Regions from separate parts of the Mus musculus genome. Here region 1 is linked to region 2. The links are chromatin contacts, found by Hi-C in ENCODE. All regions are on one chromosome and are shown on one strand. Each heading gives the region's core, a stretch centred on a gene start or an enhancer-like site at or near the end of the contact. The rest is flanking DNA. Distances are from core to core; before and after follow the strand shown. Region 1 holds the start of Tpgs1 (tubulin polyglutamylase complex subunit 1). Region 2 holds the start of Ilvbl (ilvB (bacterial acetolactate synthase)-like).

Region 1 (4,657 bases), core at 1,981-4,480, 1.1 Mb after region 2:
GATCCTAACTAGTATGATGCCTTGTGCCTCTTAAGTGATGTGGGAAGGGTGATGGAAGAATTCTGAACCAATACTGGGTTGCAGATGAGGAAAACTGAGGCTACAGGAAGAACATTCATTCTGTTTGCAGTACTACAGAGCCAGACCTCACCTAAGCCCCCCAACACGACCTCTGCTGAGCCCTACATCCTGACCTCATCAAGTACTGCTGAGGCAGTCTCCACTGGGCTCAACATCACCACCCTACCTTCTGCCCCTCCATACCCCAAGCTTAGCCCTAGGACTCTGAGCTCTGAGGGACCTTGCCGCCCGAAAATCCACCAGGACCTGGAGGCAGGCTGGGAGCTACTCTGTGAAGCATCCTGTGGGCCCGGAGTTACTGTGCGCTGGACCTTGGCTCCTGGCGACCTGGCAACCTACCACAAGAGGGAGGCTGGGGCCCAGGCATGGCTAAGCGTGCTGCCCCCAGGTCCCATGGTAGAGGGCTGGTTCCAGTGCCGCCAGGACCCTGGCGGGCAGGTGACCAATCTGTATGTTCCTGGCCAGGTGACCCCGAATTCCTGTGAGTCTGGGGCCCTGGGAGGGAGGGACAAATGGGACTAAAACACTAGCAGGAGTCTGTACCATGCCTAGCCTCAGTTTCCCCATGTTCAGTATGCTTTCCTGTCTGGAGACCTCTTAGAACTCGGGGCACCTTGCAGTCTTTCAGAGACAGGAAGATCCAGTGAAACAAAAAGTGAAAAAAAAATTTAACATTGGTTTCAGATGCCCGGGGCTGACTTCATAGCTATTTAACTTTAGTTTCACATACCCGGGGCTGGCTTCAAACTTGCATCATAGCTAAAAGTGACCGTGATCTTGCCTCAACCTCTTCAGTGCTGAGATAACAGGTGCACACCACTGTGACACATTTTTTTAAATTTATTGTTATACATAAGTACACTGTAGCTGTCTTCAGACGCACCAGAAGAGGGCATCAGATCTCATTACGGGTGGTTGTGAGCCACCATGTGGCTGCTGGGATTTGAACTCAGGACCTTCAGAAGAGCTGTCAGTGCTCTTACCTGCTGAGCCATCTCACCAGCCCATGACACATGTCTTAATGGTTGATTTTTTAAATACGTTAATTGAGTCTGAAGCAACAGATGTCTCAGAAATTAAAGAGTACTTACTGGTCTTACAGAGAACCTGGGTTCACTTCCCATGTGATAGCTCACAAACATCTGTAACTCCAGATTCAGGGAATGTAACCCACACTTTTGGCCTCCCAGAGCACCATGTGTGCATGGTACACATATGTACATCAACACTAAAATAACTCCTGCACATGCAAATAAGACGCCAGGTGTGTTTGCGCATGTCTTTAATCCTAGCACTCAGGAGGCAGAGACAAGAAACGCATAGCCACTTGTAACTCCAGGACCCTGGAGACTTGACATCCTCCTCTGACTTCCAAGTGTACCTGCATTTGTGGCATACACACAGATACACACACACACACACACACACAAAATAAACATTAAAAAAATAAACCTTAAGCCAGGTGGTGGTGGTGACACATACCTTTAATCTCAGAGGCAGGTGTATCTCTAAGTTCAAGGACATCCTGGTCTACAGAGCAAGTTCCAGGACAGACAGCCAGGATTACATAGAAGACTCTTGTCTCAAAAAATCAAAACAAAACAGACAAAAAACAAAACAAAACAAAACAAAACAAAACAAAACAGAACTAAGCTGGGCACGATGGCACACAAGCTATGATCTAAGTACTTGAGCTGTAGAAGAAGAAGGGTCAATGTCAGCCTAAGCTACAGAGTGAGACCGTAATTTAGAAACAAAAGCTTCCCTTTAAGTAGATTCATTCTTCCATGCTGTCTTTGAGTATGTCTGGTTGGGTGGCTGTTTTCTACCCAAGTAGAGGCTGGCTAGTTAAGTCCACTTTTAAACTGTAAGGGCCTATGTATGTTCCCTCTGTGGAGCCCACAGGCACTGGGACTGATGGCAGCCTTTCTCTTCCTACTCTTTCAGCCTCCACCGTCGTCCTATGGATTGGCAGCTTGGTGCTGGGGCTGCTTGCACTGGTCTTCCTTGCCTACCGCCTGTGGAAATGCTACCGGCCAGGTCCTCGCCCAGACACTAGCTCATGTACACACCTATGAAGCTCCATTATGCCAGACTAAAGGAGGCAGAGAGTGACCAGCTGCAGGATTTGGGGCATCAAGATGATAGTGTGGCCTCTTTCCTTGGTGGTCAGCACATCTATAAGTTTCTCCTGACTTCTGGGCTTTTCTGCCTGCTGGCCCAGAGCTAAATAAAAGCCCCGTATCTAGCCACTGGCATATTCTTTCGTACTGTGAATAGGAAGGCTTTGTACATCACCTATCCCTACAGCCAGAGTCCCTGGAGACAGTCACACATCCCAGTTTTCTTTGGTAGGTCGAGCAACAGGATACTAGGCTGGGAAATGCCTGCATTTAACAAGAGTAACTAAGGAGATATCCAGTGGCTTAGAAAAAGTACTTGGGGGGTAACCTGGGAAAACACGAAGAGCGGTATGGATGCCAGACAAGGGAATAAAAAGTATGTCAGTAGATAAAGAGCCAAAGATAACACAGAAAAGGGACATGCGAGGATACTAGAAAGCCACAGCAGTTCAGAATTGCAAAGAGAGCACCCCCCTCTGGTGGTCAGAAATGGTAACAGTCTGGGAAAGGAAGGAATCTGGTGACAACTCCGCTCAGGCACCTTAACGCTCGGAAGGAGACTAAGTGAGGCCAAAAACCCGGGAGAGCCCAGGCCGAGTCTGGGAGCAAACGCAGAAAACGGTTTGAACTCCGCTTTCAGCCCTAGATTCCTGGTGAGCTTTGCGGGGTTTATCTGGTACCCAGGGTGCCTGGTTGCTAGGAGACCATGCTTAGGAAGACTTGCCCACTACCAAGATGGCAAGGTATCGCGCTTCAAGCCAGAAACCAAGCCCTTCCTGGGGGACCATTTTGAAGTCTGGCAAGCTCACAATTCCAGACCGAAGCTAGAAGATGCAGTCATGGAGTAGCAGGAAAACGCACACAGAGAAAGCCAGGGGCACAGGGGGAAAAGGTCGCTTGCGCTTGTTACTATCGAGATTCTCAGAGAGGGGGGCCGCTGCCTCTGCCCTTAACAAAAATGGTCGTCGAGGGAAGGCGCCTCATCGCGCCGTGAATTATGGCGGCGCTTCCGGTCCCGCTGCCCCCAACAAAGATGGCGGCAGTGGAGAAACGGCGGCCGGCAGTAGCACCAGCGGCCAATTTCCCGGACAGTGGCCGGACGTCGGTGTCTCAGGCGGCGGCGGCCGCTGAGAGCGAGGAGGACTTCCTACGGCAGCTCGGCGTGACGGAGATGCTGCGCGCAGCCCTCCTAAAGGTGCTGGAGATCCGGCCCGAGGAGCCCATCGCCTTCTTGGCGCACTACTTCGAGAACATGGGTCTACGCTCGCCGACCAACGGAGGCGCCGGGGAGCCCCCGGGCCAGCTCCTCCTGCAGCAACAGCGCCTGGGCCGCGCGCTGTGGCACCTTCGCCTGGCTCACCACTCGCAGAGGTGCGGACCGATGGCGGACGGGGGTACCAGAACTACAATTCCCGACAGGCCCCGCGCGGGAGCAACTCGCCGCCGGCGCGGGGCGTTTCCGGGAGTAGTGGTCTTTCCTCTTTTCCCGGGTCTGGTCGGCTTGAGGCAGGTTTAAGGTTCTCGGCACGCCTCGCATCGATTTCGCCTGCAGTGTGCGCGGGGTGTACTGGATATTGTGGTCCGGGTAGGAAGTGCTGGGGGTTGTAATCCATCGTCCATCTATTGCATGAGCTTCCAGGTGATTACGGCCTGGAGGAGGTTGCTTTTGAACCCGAGTCCATTTTGCCCTCGCAGCCAAGGGTTTTGGGAGGTCAAGAAGCCCAGCAAGGTAGTATAAATAGTGTGGTGCTTGTCCAGGAGATGGACAGCCTGTGTACTCAGGCCCCAGGCCCCAGACAGAAGTTCCTTAGATGCACACGCAGAGCACAGGCTGGTCTAGAGCCTGACGTGAACCCTGCAGGGAGCTCCGCAGTGGGAGTAGTTCCAGTGTAGGTGACGACTAAGGACGCTTTTTCATTGCATAGTGGATGAGGGAAGCTGATCAGTAGGGCATCATCAGCCAGGGGGTGACCAAATGCCTGAGGGTCTCAGCATGGGAGTGGCTTTCCAAAGGGTGCTTGGAGGAAGACTCAGGGAGGAGAGCAGGGGAGGGGGCCGCAAGGAGGAAGACGTTGGGCAACAGTAGCTCAGGCCTTCCCTAGGGAAGTGAAAGTCCAGAGATCATACATTTCCAGCTGAGCAGACCAGACATCTCTGCACCAGAGGGAAGGGGCTCAGTATCCAAGATGGTAGCCAAGAAGGGAAGGGTGGAGCATGGCGGGCCCATGTGGCTAGAGGGGAGGGGTACAGGCACAAAGGGAGAAAACCAGCGAGAATGTAGACGGACAGTCTTCAGCTAGGACAGCATTGGGGTATGTGAGTGGGAGACTGAAGGTATCAGCAGAGAATACGCACACAAGACCACACCGTGAGGTGCCCAGGGGAGGAACAAACTGCTTACTGGGGGCATCCGGAATTCTCCCAGGGATGAAGAGCAATGAACCTAGGGATTT
Region 2 (4,957 bases), core at 1,560-4,059:
GAAGGAAGAAGGAGACAGACAGGAAGCCTTTACTTACCTGGGTTTTTAACAAACAGAAACATTCTTGAGTAAAGCCTAAGTAACAGTGAATGGAGAGGCAGGGGCTACACAGGGCCATATTTCTTCAGTCTGATCCTTCGAGGGCTCTTTCCTCAGCTCTCTGTCCCACTTCCACCTTTGGGAGTGTTTTTCCTTTGTTAATAATCTGCCTCTATTTCTATTTCTAGTTAAAAGTCCCTGGAATAGTTATTTTGCCCCAGGACATAAAAGCCCGGGATTATATGCTATCTGAGCTCAACTTCATGGCCTAGCACTCCTAAGCATGTGCCTGACACTCTGGGCCTCCTCACTGTTTCTCTGACCTCCATGACTAACTTAAAGGACAAGACTCCTTCTTCATTTCCTCTGGCAGGATTTTCAGCTTGCCCCTACTATTTTTTTCTCCCAAACTCTTAATAAAAATGTCTTTGGGATTCTTTCTGACTCATTTTATTAATGGGACTAAGGACCCCCAAGAAGATACTAAGTAACAAGTCTGACAGCCTCTTCTTTAGGGTTAAATGAATTAAGTGAAGAAATGTGCCAGGAAAGGCTGTGTGCTGACACAGAGTAACTAGTTCATTCTTTGTCTCTGTCCGTCTCTTGGTGTCTGTGTGTTTCTGTCTCTGTCTCAATCTCTCTGTTACTGAGGATAGAATCCAGGACCTTATAAATAAGAAGTAAGGGCTTCGCCACTAACTACATCACCAGCCCAAATACTATCTTTTTATTGGCCCTGGAAATGTAATTGAACCTAAAAGCCCCTTTCAGGAAGTATGTGGTTGATCCTTTTAATTAAGGGCTCTCACTAATAGGGCCGGGGAGGAGTGGCTCCCTGTACTGCTCCTAGAAAGAGAATGGAGTTAGGAGACAGAAGGGAGTAGGGCCAATTTGGAGATAGATGGAGTAATCCAAAACAATTCTTTTCTTAATTTTTATTTATTCACGTTACATCGAGGTTGAAGCCCTGCCCCTAGTCCCACCCTCACAAGTCCCCCCCCCCCCCATCCCCTCCTCTCCTCCTTAGAGAAGGGGAAGCTTCCCTTGGGTACCAGCCCAGCCTGGGACATCAAGTCATTATAGGACTAAGCATGGTCTCTCCCACAGAATCCCGACTAGGCAGACCAGCTGGGGGAAGGGGATCCAATGGCAGGCAGAGTCAGAGACAGCCAGCCCCTGCTCCAATTGTTAGGAGACTCACAAGAAGACCAAGCTGCACATCTGCTATAAATGGGTAGAGAATCTAGGTCCAGCCCCTGCACTCTCCCAAAACAACTCTTATGGAATGGCAGGGAAAAGCCTACCTTGTTTGATTCAAGACGAAATTGGAGGCATGCTCACAGCCAGTAAGCATAAATAATTCATACGGTAGTTTGGCTAAAAATAGTTGAGTAGGTTTTTGTGGGTACCCATGGCTTTGCCTGTGCTAGGCAAATGTTCCATCACAGAACTTAATCAGAGACCATAGTTGCTGAGAAGGGATGGCTGAACGATCAGCTTTAAACAGGGCATTTATACCATGGCTTGCAAAGGTCAGGGAACACCAAGGAAGAGGAAGTGGAAAGAATATAAGAGCCAAAAGATGGGGAGAAAGGCTGTGGAATGCTATCTTGTGGACATGACACAGCTGAAGCGATTGTGATTTTTGGTTGGTCTCTATGCACTCCTGCTTGTCCTGGAACTCACTATGGAGAAGAGCCTGGTCTTGAACTCGGAATGGTGGGAATAAAAGCACATACTATTACACTGGTTTACATTGTTAAATATCCATTGTTCAGGCTTCAACAAATAGCTCAAAACTCTTGGTTACACAGATGGTCCTGATTAAAAGCCAGTCAAAGAAAAAGACATAAATTGGAGAAAGGGATTTGTAAGACAGATCGGAGTTTGTAAAAGGTCCCCAGATGCTGGAAACCTGGAAAATGACTGAACCGGCCTGGCACCAAACACTAGGGAGTTCTCTAAACATCCTGCAAAGCCTCACAGTGGTCCAGGAAGGGGAGGGGCTTGCATATGTTGCGGTCGGGAATGCGGGTTCTGGGGAGCTCGGGTGGGGGGTGTGTCACAGTCCACGCCCGTGGAACGTGCCGCGAGATGGTTCTCGCGGGTGTGGAAGGCGCGGTGTAATGTTAGCCAATTAGAGGCGAGAGAGAGAAGCGACCAATGATAAACGTCTCTTTCGGATAGCTTTTTCAGCGAGACTCCAGTTTGGCGCACGCGCGTCTCGTTGAACTACGGGGCGCTGCAGAGCCAAGTGGGCAAAAGGGGCACCACTCCACACTCCCCAGTCACGTGACCCAGAAGCGGCAGAGTTCCACTGCAGTCAGGGACCTTTCCTATAGGCAAAGGTCATAGGGCCTTGTTTGGGGATGGGTGGAAGGGAGTTCTATGTAGTGGAGCTGAAGGCGCATCCTATTGAAAAGTGACCTCGGCTGAAGGCCAAAGGTCAAGAGTCTGGTGTGTGTGGGGAGGGTGGGGGAGCGTACCCTAGGCTGCGCGATCCGATGGGGGTGTGGCCTTACGACTCAATGATGTAAGCGCGAGGCGGGCTCTCCGCTGAGCCCCAGTCCAGCGTTGAGGAGGGTGGGTTCTGCATGGGCTCGTTAACAGATAGGTAAGTAGGAATTTCAACCTTGTTTCGGTGCTACTGCGATCGCCTTGACCTGCTGTGGCCTACTTTTAGTTTGAAGGTGGTGACGTCAGGGGGCGGACTTAGCCTCACTGGGGCGTGGCTTTAAGTCCAGTCTAGATGCGTCTGTGGGCGTGGCCTGGCAGGTCGGGGAGGTGTGGCCCAGGTCCGGCGGACGATCCTGCTTCCGGATTAGATTATAGTACTAAGATTCTGGCTCTGTGCTTTCTTACTTAGGTTCTGCCTCATGGAAACTTCTGCGGCCGCTGCATCTGCGGGAGGCTTCTTCCCCTCCTTCCTGCTCCTGGCGTTTGGGACGCTGGTGGCTGCCGTGCTGGGCGTCGCTCACAGACTGGGGCTCTTCTATCAGCTGATGCACAAGGTGCTTAGGGTAGAAGGAGGGCTAGGGGTAGGAGGAAGGCACTAAAGGTGTTTCTCCAGCTCATCCACTGTGCAGGTGTGGAAAGCGAGTCCCAGCTAGTCTAGAAGTGGCTGGTTGGGAGATTCTTTACAGAGCTCTGTCCCTTTGCCAAACTGTATATGGGCCTGGACTTTGTAACTAGTACGAGATAATGGGGAAATTGTCGTTGTCTGGACAGCACACATTCTCCGCCTACCTCCATACCCAGGGGCCTGAGTCATTTTAACAGAGCAGGCCTTTTAAACATAGTGAGATTGGTGGGCTGAAGGTAGGCAGGGGAGGGAATGGGCTCTGATAGTAAGCCCTTCTGAGGAACTGTCTTAGCATATTTCGTACCATCTTCACCAAAGTAAGTGCTATAATTTCTGTCCTTGTGCCCACAAGAGGCAAATGATCTACAGAGAAGTTTAGTATTTTCTCTAGATGACAGATTTGGGAAAAGCTGACCCCACAAGTCATACTTATAAACCACTTGTTCCATTCTGAGAAATTCTTGCCCTTACCCAGTCCCTTTTCTTCTAGACAGGGACAGTGCCACTGACCTTGAAGTATGTAGGGATCGTGAAGCTACTGAGGCTTGGATGCTCAGGGTAGTCTGTGCCAGGAGTCACTTCCGTGCTAGGCATATGGCTGCTGGCAGCATGTCAGCTGGACCTGTGCCTCACTAGCAGAGGGAGGCAATAGGCTGGATGGAGTTAGCACTCCAAGTGCCAGGCCCTGCAGGGATACTAGGAAGCAGGCACACATCTAAGCCAGGGGCCTTCTGCCTCTTGCCAGGCTCTCCTGGATTCTCTGTAGATTTAACCTCTATCTCCTTTCTTCTCAACTGGCCCAGTATCTCTGGAGCAGGCATTATAATCTCCAGAGCCACTTAAGAACATAGGCTTTATCTCAGTCTGCTACTTGGTAGGCTGGGGAGAGATGGTCACAAATTCAAGCCCTGCCTAAGCTACATAAGGAGTTCAAAGCCTCGTGAGACCTTGTCCTAGTAAAAGCTGATGATATAGCTCAGTGGTTAGAGTGCTTGTCTAACACTATCTATGCCCAGGGTTCAATCCTCAGTACAGTTTCAAAAAGAACATTTCTTCTGTTGGAGTCTATCACTTGGGCAAGTCTTGGCATTTTTAGCTGTAGGACAAAGAGAACAATAAATTTGCTAAGTCAGTGTACCCTTCTCTGAATTGGATTTAAAGTGGTATGTCTCTAACCAGAATCTAAGTTCGTCTGTCTTCTGACCTTACCCCTGCCTGTTCTTGTACCTGCTCCTGGGCTGGCCTCTGACTGTCTTGTTCCTCATCTCCTTTGACCCAGGTGGACAAGACAAGCATCCGGCATGGTGGAGAGAGTGTCGCAGCTGTGCTCCGAGCCCATGGTGTACGCTTTGTCTTCACATTGGTCGGTGGGCACATTTCCCCACTGCTGGTGGCCTGTGAGAAGCTGGGTATCCGAGTGGTAGACACACGCCACGAGGTCACTGCTGTCTTTGCTGCTGATGCTGTGGCCCGCCTGACTGGTAAGGACCAGGGACTAGCAGGACAGTGACATGGCCCCTGTGAATGAGAGGCAGGGGGTTTGGGGTAGGACGATGTTTGGGAGGATGGCATGGTTGTCACCAGCTCTTTCTTTCAGGGACAGTGGGTGTGGCAGCAGTGACAGCCGGTCCTGGCCTCACCAACACTGTGACTGCAGTGAAGAATGCACAAGTGGCACAGTCCCCAGTCCTGCTTTTGGGTGGAGCTGCCAGCACCCTGCTGCAGGTGCCTAGTCCTTAAGGGTAGGTGGGGTCCCCAAGACGGCTTCTCAAGCTTATCTGATAACTGTCCCTTGCCTTCTCTGCCAGAAACGGGGCGCACTTCAGGCCATTGATC

What was found. Hi-C counts contacts between places; a loop is a spot of excess contacts on that map.
Region 1: a loop to region 2 is called in a map of Patski, with 2.8 times the contacts of the local background. The contact joins the promoter of Tpgs1 here to the promoter of Ilvbl in region 2. A Hi-C loop is called at or near these places in 3 of 37 maps with a recorded cell type or tissue (Patski, T-helper 17 cell and regulatory T cell).

What each region holds. Positions count from the first base shown.
Region 1 is chr10:79,666,209-79,670,865 of GRCm38, forward strand. Tpgs1 (tubulin polyglutamylase complex subunit 1) reads left to right here and starts at 3,231. Exons shown (of 2, transcript NM_148934.3): 1 at 3,231-3,575. The coding sequence starts at 3,238. Madcam1 (mucosal vascular addressin cell adhesion molecule 1) reads left to right here. Exons shown (of 5, transcript NM_013591.3): 4 at 131-562; 5 at 2,029-2,334. The coding sequence ends at 2,159.
Region 2 is chr10:78,572,182-78,577,138 of GRCm38, forward strand. Ilvbl (ilvB (bacterial acetolactate synthase)-like) reads left to right here and starts at 2,810. Exons shown (of 15, transcript NM_001359302.1): 1 at 2,810-3,050; 2 at 4,401-4,602; 3 at 4,719-4,846; 4 at 4,930-4,957. The coding sequence starts at 2,916.